Linked DNA regions of Homo sapiens: region 2 is linked to region 1. Evidence: chromatin loops called from intact Hi-C (ENCODE). Cell type or tissue: tibial artery. All regions are shown on one strand. Each heading gives the region's core, and the rest is flanking DNA. Links, peaks and the distances in the headings are about the cores only.

Evidence for each region. Peaks named below come from ENCODE experiments on the same cell type or tissue, not always from the same donor. Only the 100,000 strongest peaks of a DNase experiment are listed, where the experiment ranks them.
Region 2: a loop joins it to region 1, with 3 times the contacts of the local background. A loop is called at or near these places in 8 of 110 quality-filtered maps.

Annotation. Positions count from the first base shown.
Region 1 is chr10:5,459,959-5,465,325 of GRCh38, reverse strand. No RefSeq gene overlaps it. Among named protein-coding and RNA genes, the nearest start is that of CALML5, 37 kb to the left of the region's middle. In tibial artery, for the core only: no CTCF peak of the experiment used is centred there; a DNase peak (open chromatin) is centred at 2,825; H3K27ac peaks cover 2,403 bases.
Region 2 is chr10:5,522,500-5,527,866 of GRCh38, reverse strand. CALML3 (calmodulin like 3) reads right to left here and starts at 2,906. Exons shown (of 1, transcript NM_005185.4): 1 at 1,096-2,906. The coding sequence starts at 2,781. The coding sequence ends at 2,332. It overlaps CALML3-AS1 (CALML3 antisense RNA 1), which reads left to right and starts at 1,621. Exons shown (of 3, transcript NR_120497.1): 1 at 1,621-1,734. RefSeq lists enhancers at 1,201-1,901, 1,902-2,601. In tibial artery, for the core only: no CTCF peak of the experiment used is centred there; DNase peaks (open chromatin) are centred at 2,726 and 3,646.

The DNA of each region.
Region 1 (5,367 bases), core at 266-5,265:
GACTAGGTAATTTATAAAGAAAAAAAATTCATGTCTCATAGTTCTGGAGGCAGGAAAGTCCAAAATGAAGTTGTTGGCAGATTTGTTGTCTGGGGAGGGCTGCTCTCTTGTTTTCCAAGATGGTGCCTTGTTGCTGCGTCCTCTGGGGGAGGTGGACACTTTGTCCTCACATGGCAGAAGAAATGGAAAGGAAAGAACCTTCTCACTCTCCCCAGCCTTTTTATAAGGGCTCTAATCCCACCTGTGAGGGCTCTGGCCTCATCACTTAATCACCTCCTAAAGGCCCCACTTCTTACTACTATCACATTGACCATTAAGTTTCAACATACAAATTTTCATGGACACATTCAGACCATACGTAGCACCTGCTGAAGAACATCTTGGTTCCTTCCAAGTTTTGGCAAGTATGAATAAAGCTGCTATAAACATCTGTGTGCAGGTTTCTGTGTGGATATAAGTTTTCAACTCAATTGGGCAAATACCAAGGAGCAAGATTGCTGGATTGCAGGGTAAGAGCATGTTTAGTTTTTTAAAGAAGCTGCCAAACTGGCTTCCATTTTGCATTCCTACCAGCAGTGAATGAGCGTTCCTGTTGTTCCACATCCTTGCCAGCAGCTGATGTTGTCAGTGTTTTGGAACTTGACATTCTAATTGGTGTGAAGCGCGATCTCATTGTCGTTTTAATTTGCAATTCCCTAATGACATATGATGTAGAACATCTTTTCATTTGCCTATTTGCCATCCGTATATCTTCTTCTTTTTTTTTTTTTGGTTTGTTTTGAGACAGAGTTTCACTTTGTCACCTAGGTTAGAGAGCAGTAGTGCAGTCTCAGCTCACTGCAACCCGTGCCTCAGCCTTCCAAGTAGCTGGGATTAGAGGCCTGTGCCACCATGCCTGGCTAATTTTTGTATTTTTAGCAAAGAAGGGGTTTCATCATGTTGGCCAGGCTGGTCTCAAACTCCTGGCCTCAAGTGATCCACCGCCTTGGCCTCCCAAAGTATTGGGATTACAGGCGTGAGCCACTGCGCCAAGCCTGTATATCTTCTTTGGTGAGATGTCTGTTCAGGTCTTTTGTGAGTTTTTTAATTGGGTCATTTTCTTATTGTTGAGTTTTAAGAGTTCTTTGCATATTGTGGATAACTGCCCTTCATCTGGTGTGTCTTTTGCAAATATTTTCTTATAATCCGTGGCTTGTGTTCTCATTCTCTTGAAGTAACTTCTTTTTCATACTTTCCTGAATTTTCCTAATTTTCCATGATAAAAATGTATAATTTTAGCATCAGAAGAAATATGTTTAAAGCTCTAATATTTTACTAAATCGATATTTTATCATTATCTAATTTTTGCTTTAGAAAGATCATTTGGCTGCTATATGGAGGATGGATTGAAGAATGGTGAGAGTTTGGGGACCCGTGAAAGGCTAATGCTGTACTTCAGGCAAGAGCTTTCTGCAGCTAATAGTGTTTGGAACAATGAAGGCAGTGGGAAGTGGTAGAATTCTGAATGCATCACGGAGCTGACACAGCCTATGGATGGAGTGGTCAGGGAGCATGAGTAAAGTAGAGGAATCAAGAATGGGTGGAGAGTGGCGCCGTTTACTAAGATGTGGAAGACTGGGGGTGCAGAGGATTCAGGATGGAAAAGCTAGAGTCCTCTCGGGTTCTGTTAAGCATGAAGCACATCAGACTTGAAGAGGACATGTCAAGTAGGATCTGGGTAGCAAGTCAGGAGCTCAGAGGGGTGGTCAGAACTGGAGATGTAAATCTGGAAGTTGTCAGGTGTTGGTGGTTAAAGCCATGGGATGGATCAAACTCCCCAGTAGATAAAACAAGATGTCTGGGAACTAAGCCATGGCTTTCCAACATTTACAGGTCTGGAAGAACAGAGGTCCAAAGGGAGAAGAGGCGAGGGCGGTAGGAGATGAGGAGAGTGTGCTGGTACCCAAGAGCGGAGGAGGTGTTCCAGGTGCTGCCGAGGTTGAATCTGATGAATTACTCCTGGAAGCTGCCGGCTGCTGGAGATGGGAGCTGGGGTTGAGGGTGGCTTAGAGGAAGGTGGGGGTGGGGGTGGCCTAGAGAAAGCTGGGGAGTCAGCGTGCAAAGGGAGCAGGGACGTCTGGGCACGAGTGCAGTTGTGTGAGCTGATGATGGAGGGGGAAGGGGTGCAGGTTTAGGAGGCCGACCCTGGATACTGGTACTTGGGGGAGAATCGGAGGTGGGGAGCATGCATGGTAAAGAGCTGCTTTGCCCTGGGAGGGCACCACTGAGCCCAGCATTTAGAGCATGGCCTGGGAGTTTGGGGTAGGGTAGAATGGGGCAGGGGGACCACATCTCAGGCTGGAGGGAGGGCAGGCTGGACGGGAGAGGAAAAGCCGGTGCCTGGTGGGACAAGGTGAAGGAGGGAAGGAAGAACAACAAATACAGGGGCACTCAGATGCATTTAATCTCAGCTTTGCCACAAGCCAGCTGCCTGATCTTGGGCAATTCACTTGATGTTTGTAGATTTCAGGTTCCTCAGCTGGCAAAGGGGATCAGACTAAGTGATCCATGTGGGTTTCCAGGTCTAACTTGATAGATCTGTCCCTGCTTGTCCTGCCCAGTGAAAGAGGAAAACAAAAGGCTATCCCACCCGCCCCCAGCAGCAGCTGTTGAGCAATGTCGATTCTATGGGAGATTATCAGATTCCTCTGAATCTAGCTAATTTTGCCTTACTTTCCAGTCTACTCAACAGCAAACATTTCCAGGTATTGTAACGCTATCTCCTTTCTTAGAAGACGGTAATGCAGCTAGTGCACTGGCCGTTGGTGAAATTCTCAGGGCCAGGCTGGGTGGATTGCTTCCTGGGGGGCCGAGGAGCTTCCTCAGTGTCTTCTCATTGCCTCAGCTCACACGGAGTGTGGCAGCCACGTTTGTGTGGCAGAGAAAAAGGTGTTGGCAAAGGAAACAAATCATGGTAGAGAGATACAAGGAGGAGAGGAGAGGGAGGAAAGGGGCTGTATTAATGAAGCCAGAATCCAGATTAGCCTAATATGACTGCCAAGTTGTAATGGAGAGAACAGCAAGTGTGAAATTCAGGCAAAAGGTCTGCGTTTCTGTGAGACAGTAGATAGCAAATGCAGTATTTTGAAAAGCAAAGGCTGAGGGTTTGGCGAGAGTTAAGAGGCTGAGGAGCTGGAAGCATTATAGATAACTGGAATTCCACAAGTTCTTTTCTTCCTTTTCGTTTTTTAAAGCGGTGGTTTCTTCGCGTGTCGCCCAGGCTTAGTGTAGTGCTAGTCACAGGCAGGGTCATGGCTCACTGCAGCCTCAAACTCCTGGGCTCAAGCGATCCTCCCATCTCAAGTCTCCCGAGTAGCTGGGGCTACATGTGCCACCACACTTTCTTTTTAACTTCTGCTTTTTTAGTAAAGAATCTCCAATATACACACAAATGTGTGTAAAGAGTATGATGAATTTCCTGTGTGTCTGATCCAGCTTCAGTGATTCCCAACTTATGGCCAATCTTGTTTCATTTTTGTCCCAACCATTCTCCTGCCTCGTAATTTCAAAGAAAATCCCAATTGTCGTTCAATTTTACCCATAAACATTTCAGTAAATGCCTCTATGACTCTGATCACAGTGCTATTGTTAAACACGAAAATCTAACAGTAACTGCTTGACTTTAAACATACACTCAGTGCTGGATATTTTCTTATTTAAAAAGTTTGATTTAGCTCTAAATGAGGGCGATGCATTGCAATTGTCTCTTAGGTCATAGATTCCCCTCCATCTCTCCTTTTTCTGGTTTCTATTTCATTGAAGAAATTCTACTTGTCTTAGTTTCCTGGAGATCAGATTCATGTGTGACCTTGGCAGGCCTTAGCTGGGATGCGGGTCCCTCGGGAGTTAGTGGCTTGTGTGTTCTGTGCCTTTGATGATCCTTCAATGCATCAGGGCTATGAGATGGCGACACTACCATTCCTTCATTTATTAGCTGGGCTGCTGCTCCACAGACAATCTCCCCTTTGTTAGCTATTTGGTTGCTCTGATAGTCTGCAGATGAAATAGGAGGATAAATGCCTGATTCTTTTCCTTTATTTACAGTTTTCAAAGCCCTACATTCGTTCCCTGAGATACTCCAAAGGAAATCAAAGTTTTTATTTTGTGAAGAATCATTATGTAGCTATGGGCTTAAATGTGTCTGATGTTTCAATCCATGGTAGTTATTATCCTAATGAGCTCTAATTGTCTCAAGCACTTTTAAATTAATGCCCCACTCGTCATGAGACACCTGTGCGTCTCTGTACAGGACCGTGTCATTCCAGGCTTAGGAAAGGCACCTGCTTTCACTCAAGTCTGCATCCATCCGTCTCACAAGCAGCCCACCTTCTAAGAAAACAGGCACATTTCTTGACTGAACAGGTCTTAGAAGAGAGAAGTATTCTGAAGCTAAGGCTATGTGGTATCAGATTGAAAGTACTTTACAAAAGCATACTTGATACTTTTATATTATCCCAAAGAAACATATTCAGCACGGTCGAATGTGTCACAAGTGTGACTTAGCAGACCAGCGAGAAGTGTGAAAGGTTGATGTTTTTGACTCTTCTTTATATAACAAACGTGATGTCAGTGCACGGAGAACCCACAGGAACAAAGTGAATCCGTGTTCCCCGGCAGGTTCCCTGGAGTCCTGTCAGGACAGACAAGAGGATCTCAACTTGGCATCCACAGGGTGGTCTGGGGAATATCCCTGAAGTTCCAAAGTCATGTGGATGTGGATGTACATACATTTTCCTGGGGAGAGGGTCCTGGCTGTCATTAGAACCTCAAATATGCATGCTGTAAGCGTAAGTACCACTGGACTCGAATAACCGTCCCTCCGGGAGAAGTCTTTGGTCTTGCAGTTGGTCCTGGGGATTGCTGAGTGCAGACAAAATGAAAACTTCTCTGGGTCTAGGGAGATTTATTCTTGAGGACATTCCTCGCACCGGAGTTAGATTCCGTGGACAAAGGGGTATTACTCTTTCATCAGTGTTCTCTCATGCCAATTTTAGAAAGCCCATTTGGGCTGGGCACAATGGCTCATGCCTGTAATCTCAGCACTTTGGGAGGCAGAGGTGGGCTTATCACCTAAGGTCAGGAGTTCAAGACCAGCCTGGCCAACATGGTGAAACCCTGTCTCTACTGAAAATACAAAATTACCCAGGCGTGGTGGCACGTGTCTGTAATTTCAGCTACTTGGGAGGCTGAGGCAGGAGCATCAGTTGAACCCAGGAGGCAGAGGTTGCAGTGAGCTGAGTTTGCGCCATTGCACTGCAGCCTGGTAAACAAAAGCAAAACTCCATCTCAAAAAAAAAAAAAAAAGAAGAAAAAAGCCCATTTGAAGGC
Region 2 (5,367 bases), core at 165-5,164, 63 kb before region 1:
AAGAAGGGGCTTAGATGTCAAACCTCAGCCACGTGTATGACAGTGACTACAAAGATGCCCTGTGCAGGGAGACCTTGGTTTCTCTCCTTCCTGCAGAATTTAGGAGACATTCTACAAAAGGTACTCAGGCCTGATGTACTATTCCTTTTGCCTGGCGGTCAGCAGCCATGTGGGGGCTTCTGCCTGCCCCTCCTGCTCACAGCCCCCCACCCCCTGGGGTGCTGCTGCCCAATGAACTCTAGACACTCTGTCCATGTGTTTATGAGGCTTGTTCCCAAATCTTCCCCAGGACGTGTCCAATCAACCCCGACTCCTGAGAGTGGCAGGGAGGGGTGGGGATTTGCTCAGCAAGCTGAGCCTTAGCTTGCCCTCTGCTTCTGTTCCCCTGACAGGAGTACCTGCAGTTACACCGGCCCTGGGCCAGTGCTCACCTGACACCCCACCATCCAGCATCCCCTCAGGAATCCAGCCCCAGAGCACCTGCTTCTGCCCCTTTCTGCTCTTGTCTTGTTCTCGAGCTATGGAGAGGGGTGACTACCCTGGACAGTCTTGCAGTATTAGAGCAGGAAGGGATCTTGAAGGTGATGGTAACAGTAGCTGCCATTATTAAGCACCTACTACATGCCAGGTGTGTTAAGAATGTTGTTCTGGCTCCTCACAAGTGCTGGAGAGAGGCGCTACCGTAGTTACCATGATGGAGGCACAGGTTGGTGTCAGACCTGTAGCTGAGTGGTCAGGGCACAGACCTGACTGAAATCCCAGGTCTGCCTCTTACCCACTGGTGGGACCCAGGGCTGCTTTCTAAAGCCCTCTGTGTCTCCACTTCCTCGTTTGTAAGATGAGGAAGGTAATAATAGTGGCTGCCCCATAGGGAGGTGCCAATTGTCTATGCAGGCCAAGTGCTTGATGGTGCCCTGAGCCCAAGCAGGTGGCATGAGGGTCCTGTCATCCTGGAGGTCCCAGTGGTGCAGTGATGATGGCAAGGCCGGGGCTGGGGCCCAGCTCTTTGTTTTACAAAGGAGGAAACACTGGGTGTTGGTGGGCGGGGGTGGGGTGTCAGGGAGAGAGGATACATCCACCATGGCCTTTTCTGATGAGCTCCGTCTAGTGCCCATCCCGCAAAACATACCTCCCTTTAGAATTGAAGGGATCTCTGGCAGGGCCCCTTCGACCTTCTCTAGGTGTTGCCAGCAGCTTGCAGGGCTAGTGCAGGACTAACGGCTCTGAATTGCTCTTACACTGTGTGTGCCCAACTGCCCCCCAACCCCTCACCATCTCTAGTGCCTGGCACTTCACAACCAGGGAGCACTTGCCAGGGGGAATCAAAGCAATCAGCAGGTCCCTTCTCAACGTAATGGACTCAGGTCTTTCAAGTCCTGATGGACTTTTAACCACTCTTTGCTGCCAGCGTATCCATTTGATTGAGAATATTCAATATTTCCCTCATCCAGACTTGTCTCTCTCTGAGGCACCTTTCCCGCTCCCCCGTATAGGAATTCATTGCATTTTCAAAAAGCACAAAAATGGAGATTCCTGCCTCGTTTCAACCCTGAATTTAACAAGGATCATTTCCATGGAAACCAAAAAAAAAAAGGAAATGAAATAAGGACGAATATCTCATTTATTTCCCTGCAGCTCTCATCCCCTGCTCATCCAAGCCTCCCTCCTTCCAGATGAATAGGAACAGGTTACAGCTGACCCAGTTTCACTCCCAGCTTCAGAAGATGAATCACGGTGGGTTGGCGGACAAGGAATGGGGCAAGCTGGGGCAGCGCGGAAGGCAGTGCTGTTTTCAGGAGGCCTGACCTCTGTGGCCAGAGTCCCCGTCAGCACCGCTTACTGCAGGCCAAGATGCCTCCCACCCTCCAGAATCCGACCGCGGAGGGAGCTTCCAGTCCAGGAGCCTGCGGGAATCCTGGCGGGGGCTGAGGGCTGCAGCCCCCCTGGCCTGGGCATTGGGTGCCTCTTAGGGATCTTGCCTGGGTGCCCTAAGGGGTCACCCGGTGTCCGTCCTGGAGGGCCGCAGAGTCAGCGCAACCTGCCCTGGTGCTCGGTCCTAAGGTCAGCTCTGCTTCTCCCGAGTGGGGAGGGCGTCACGGTTTGCCTGCAGTGGGAGCGTTCCGTGTCATTCAGACGAGCAGGTGGGAAGGTCGGCAGGAGTGCAGAGAAGAGACGCGGGAAGCGGGATGCAGAGAGGTGGGCTGAATCAACCAGGCGCAGGAGGAAGCCACAGTGCCCAGGGGAGGCAGGGGGATGGGGGAGGAGGCGGGAGGCCCCGGGTTCTTGCCCTGTGGGCCGCGTGGGCGCCCAGGAGCATGGTGGGCGCCGGCCTCACTTGGACACCAGCACACGGACAAACTCCTCGTAGTTCACCTGTCCGTCTCCGTCCGTGTCCGCGGCCCGGATCATCTCGTCCACCTCCTCGTCACTCAGCTTCTCCCCCAGCCGGGTCATGACGTGTCGCAGCTCGGCGGCGCTGACGAAGCCGTTGCCGTCCTTGTCGAACACGCGGAAGGCCTCGCGGATCTCCTCCTCGTTGTCCGTGTCCTTCATCTTCCTGGCCATCATGCCCAGGAACTCGGGGAAGTCCACGGTGCCGTTGCCGTCCCGGTCGATCTCACTCATCATGTCCCGCAGCTCGGCCTCCGTGGGGTTCTGGCCCAGGGACCGCATGACCGTGCCCAGCTCGCGGGTGGTGATGCAGCCGTCCCCATCCTTGTCAAACAGGGAGAAGGCCTCCTTGAATTCTGTGACCTGCTCCTCAGTCAGCTGGTCGGCCATGCCAGGGGTGGGGGCGTGGGTGGCAGAAGAGGCCACTGTGGGGTCTCCCTCCCAGTGCCGCAGCCCGGCTGCTGTCCCAGCTCTGGGGTGGCAGGTGGAGATCCGGGCGGCCGGCGGGCTGTCTCGCCCTGGCTTGAGACGCTGGAGCTTAAGAAGCAGCAGAGTCCTCCCCCATCATTGGCAGACGCCCCTGCCCTGCGGTTGCCCGGGCCTGTCCTGTTTAGACAGGAGTCCAGGGCCTGCGAATCGAGCTGACGCCAGCACCTCTGTGCCTGCTTGCACCTGGACCCAGCAGAGCCACGGGGGCCCCGAATCACACCTGCAGTCAGGGCGTGGTGGGTGAGCTTTGGAGCAATCCACGCTGGACTCCTTCCTCCTGAATTTCCCTTTCTCTCCTCCCTCCCCGTCTCCCACCTGCCGCCTGTCTCCCACTCAATAAACTCCAGTGCCCTTTCTTCCCTTGAGTGGAGGGCTTTTTGCAGGATGAAAGGCAGATGAAAGAAACGTCCTTGCCTTTGGTTTCTAAAGCCTCATATAGAACAGGAGGGTTTTTGGAGGAGGAAGGTTTTCCCTTCAGGTAGAAGCAGCGAGTTTTCTTATCTTCAGAATGGACATGAATAGGGAGGGGTTTCCTCCAACCCATTCACTCATCCACCCTTTCACAGATATTTGAGTGCCTACTAGGTGCAGTGTCACTCTGGAAGCTGGGAACACAGTGGGACCGGCAAGCCACCCCCAGTCCTCGTGAGGTTAACTAGCAAGACAGCTAGTTTGCAGGTCAACTGATCGAGGAATGCAAACAAGGTGACTAGGGATTATTGATAAATGCTGATGGACATACAAGGTGGTGATGGACAGGACCCCGAGGTCACCTTTCAGCCTGGTCAAGGACAGACCTCCTGCTGAGAAGCAGCTGTCTAGGCCGGAGTGGCCATGGCAGGGCCAAGGGCTGGAAGATGATCAGTGGGGCTGCAGGCCTGTGAGGGAGGGGACAAGGAGGAGAGACAAAGGAGACCTTGAAGGGCTCAGCCAGGAAGTCCCACTATCATTCTCTGGTCCACATTGCCCCAGGAGCTCCGGGCAGCATGGAGCTGGGGCTGTGGAGCGGCCTCTCCCAGAGGAGACCCGCTTAGGGGGATAGTGGGGTGTTCACAGCACAGACTCGGCTCCCACTCCCAGGGGGCCTGGAGACATGACCCCCAGAGAGGCAGGAGCAGGCGCTTCACCTGTGGGAATCCAAGAAATCCACACTGGGGGAGAAACATGGAGCCCACTCTATTTTTTGCTGGGTGTGTGGGGGTGGGGTAGAGACCGGAAAGGGAAAGAAAGTGTCCTTTTGAGGACCTGGACTTGCCGAGGAGAGACTATGGCAGGAGAAGGGCTCGGATATTCATTTTTTTTCTCTCTGATTTTCCTTCCCTTCTCTATTCAAGTAGAGGCAAGTGTGTCCTTCTGGTCTGGAGGGGGTCTGTGGTAGGGGGAAAATTGAAGCCACCTGCAAGACACCTTCCTTCCTACCTGAGGGCTCCCACAAAGCCTGTGTCCTGAGGGTTTGGGCAGGAGGAAGCAGGAAGGTTGAAGAATCCCTCCATCCCCATGGAATCTTTTCCTTAGAAGAGAAGTTTGTGGACCCCAGAGCAGCAGGGCTCAGGGATGTGGTGGCCACAGGCAGCCTTGGCAAAGAGCCCTGGGGCCCAGGGGTGGCGTGGAGGGAACGAGGTGATGGGCATCTTGGAAGCCACGTGTGTGGGTGACACTTTGGTGACCAGATCCCACCCTCCCCTCCTTTCTCACCCCAGAATATTCGGCCTTGCCTGAGACCTCACACCCCAACAGCTCTAGGGGAGTGGGGAGATGGGCTGGCCAGGACTCCCTGGGGTAGGAGAGGGGCTGATAATAAAGTTTAGATTTAGAGAGAAAAATGAGGCAGCATCTCCATTTGCAGGCTGGGAGCATGCCCTGGGCCCAGGTTACAGCTCTGTCCACAGGGGGCTGCGCAAGAAAGAGTGTGTGCTTTGCTCCTGGGAGCCCCGCCCTTCCTCGAATATTCTGGAGATCTCTTTTGTGGTGGGGAGACCCAGCAAAGGCTGCACACACAGCTTGCTCAAGGTCACCCCATGAAAAGTTCAGCTGGGGATCAAGGTCCCTTTTTTATTTTGGGGTTTTTTGGGGGCTAATTCTGGGACATGGGGACCTTCTGTCACCTTCTGAGAAGGGCTCTTGATTGTACACTGGTGCCTGATGCCTGAGTGTTAGAATTCATATCCCAAACGCACTTTAAAAATATTTAAATATCTCCGCTCTAGATCACCCGAATACCCAAAAATAGCAGGTTAGTAACAAATACCTGAAATTTCCTCCACACCATGAAATAATACACAGCCTTTAAAATGAGGATGAGGATATAACAATGGAAAGGTTTCCATGGAAAATTTTTAAAAAGCAGATAGAAAACTGTATATGTGATATGATTTCATGTATTAAACATTTATATATGTTTATTTATATACATTCACAGAAGAAACGCCTAGATAATCATGTACCAAACTCTTAATAGTGGATACTTTGGATAATAGGATTATAAGT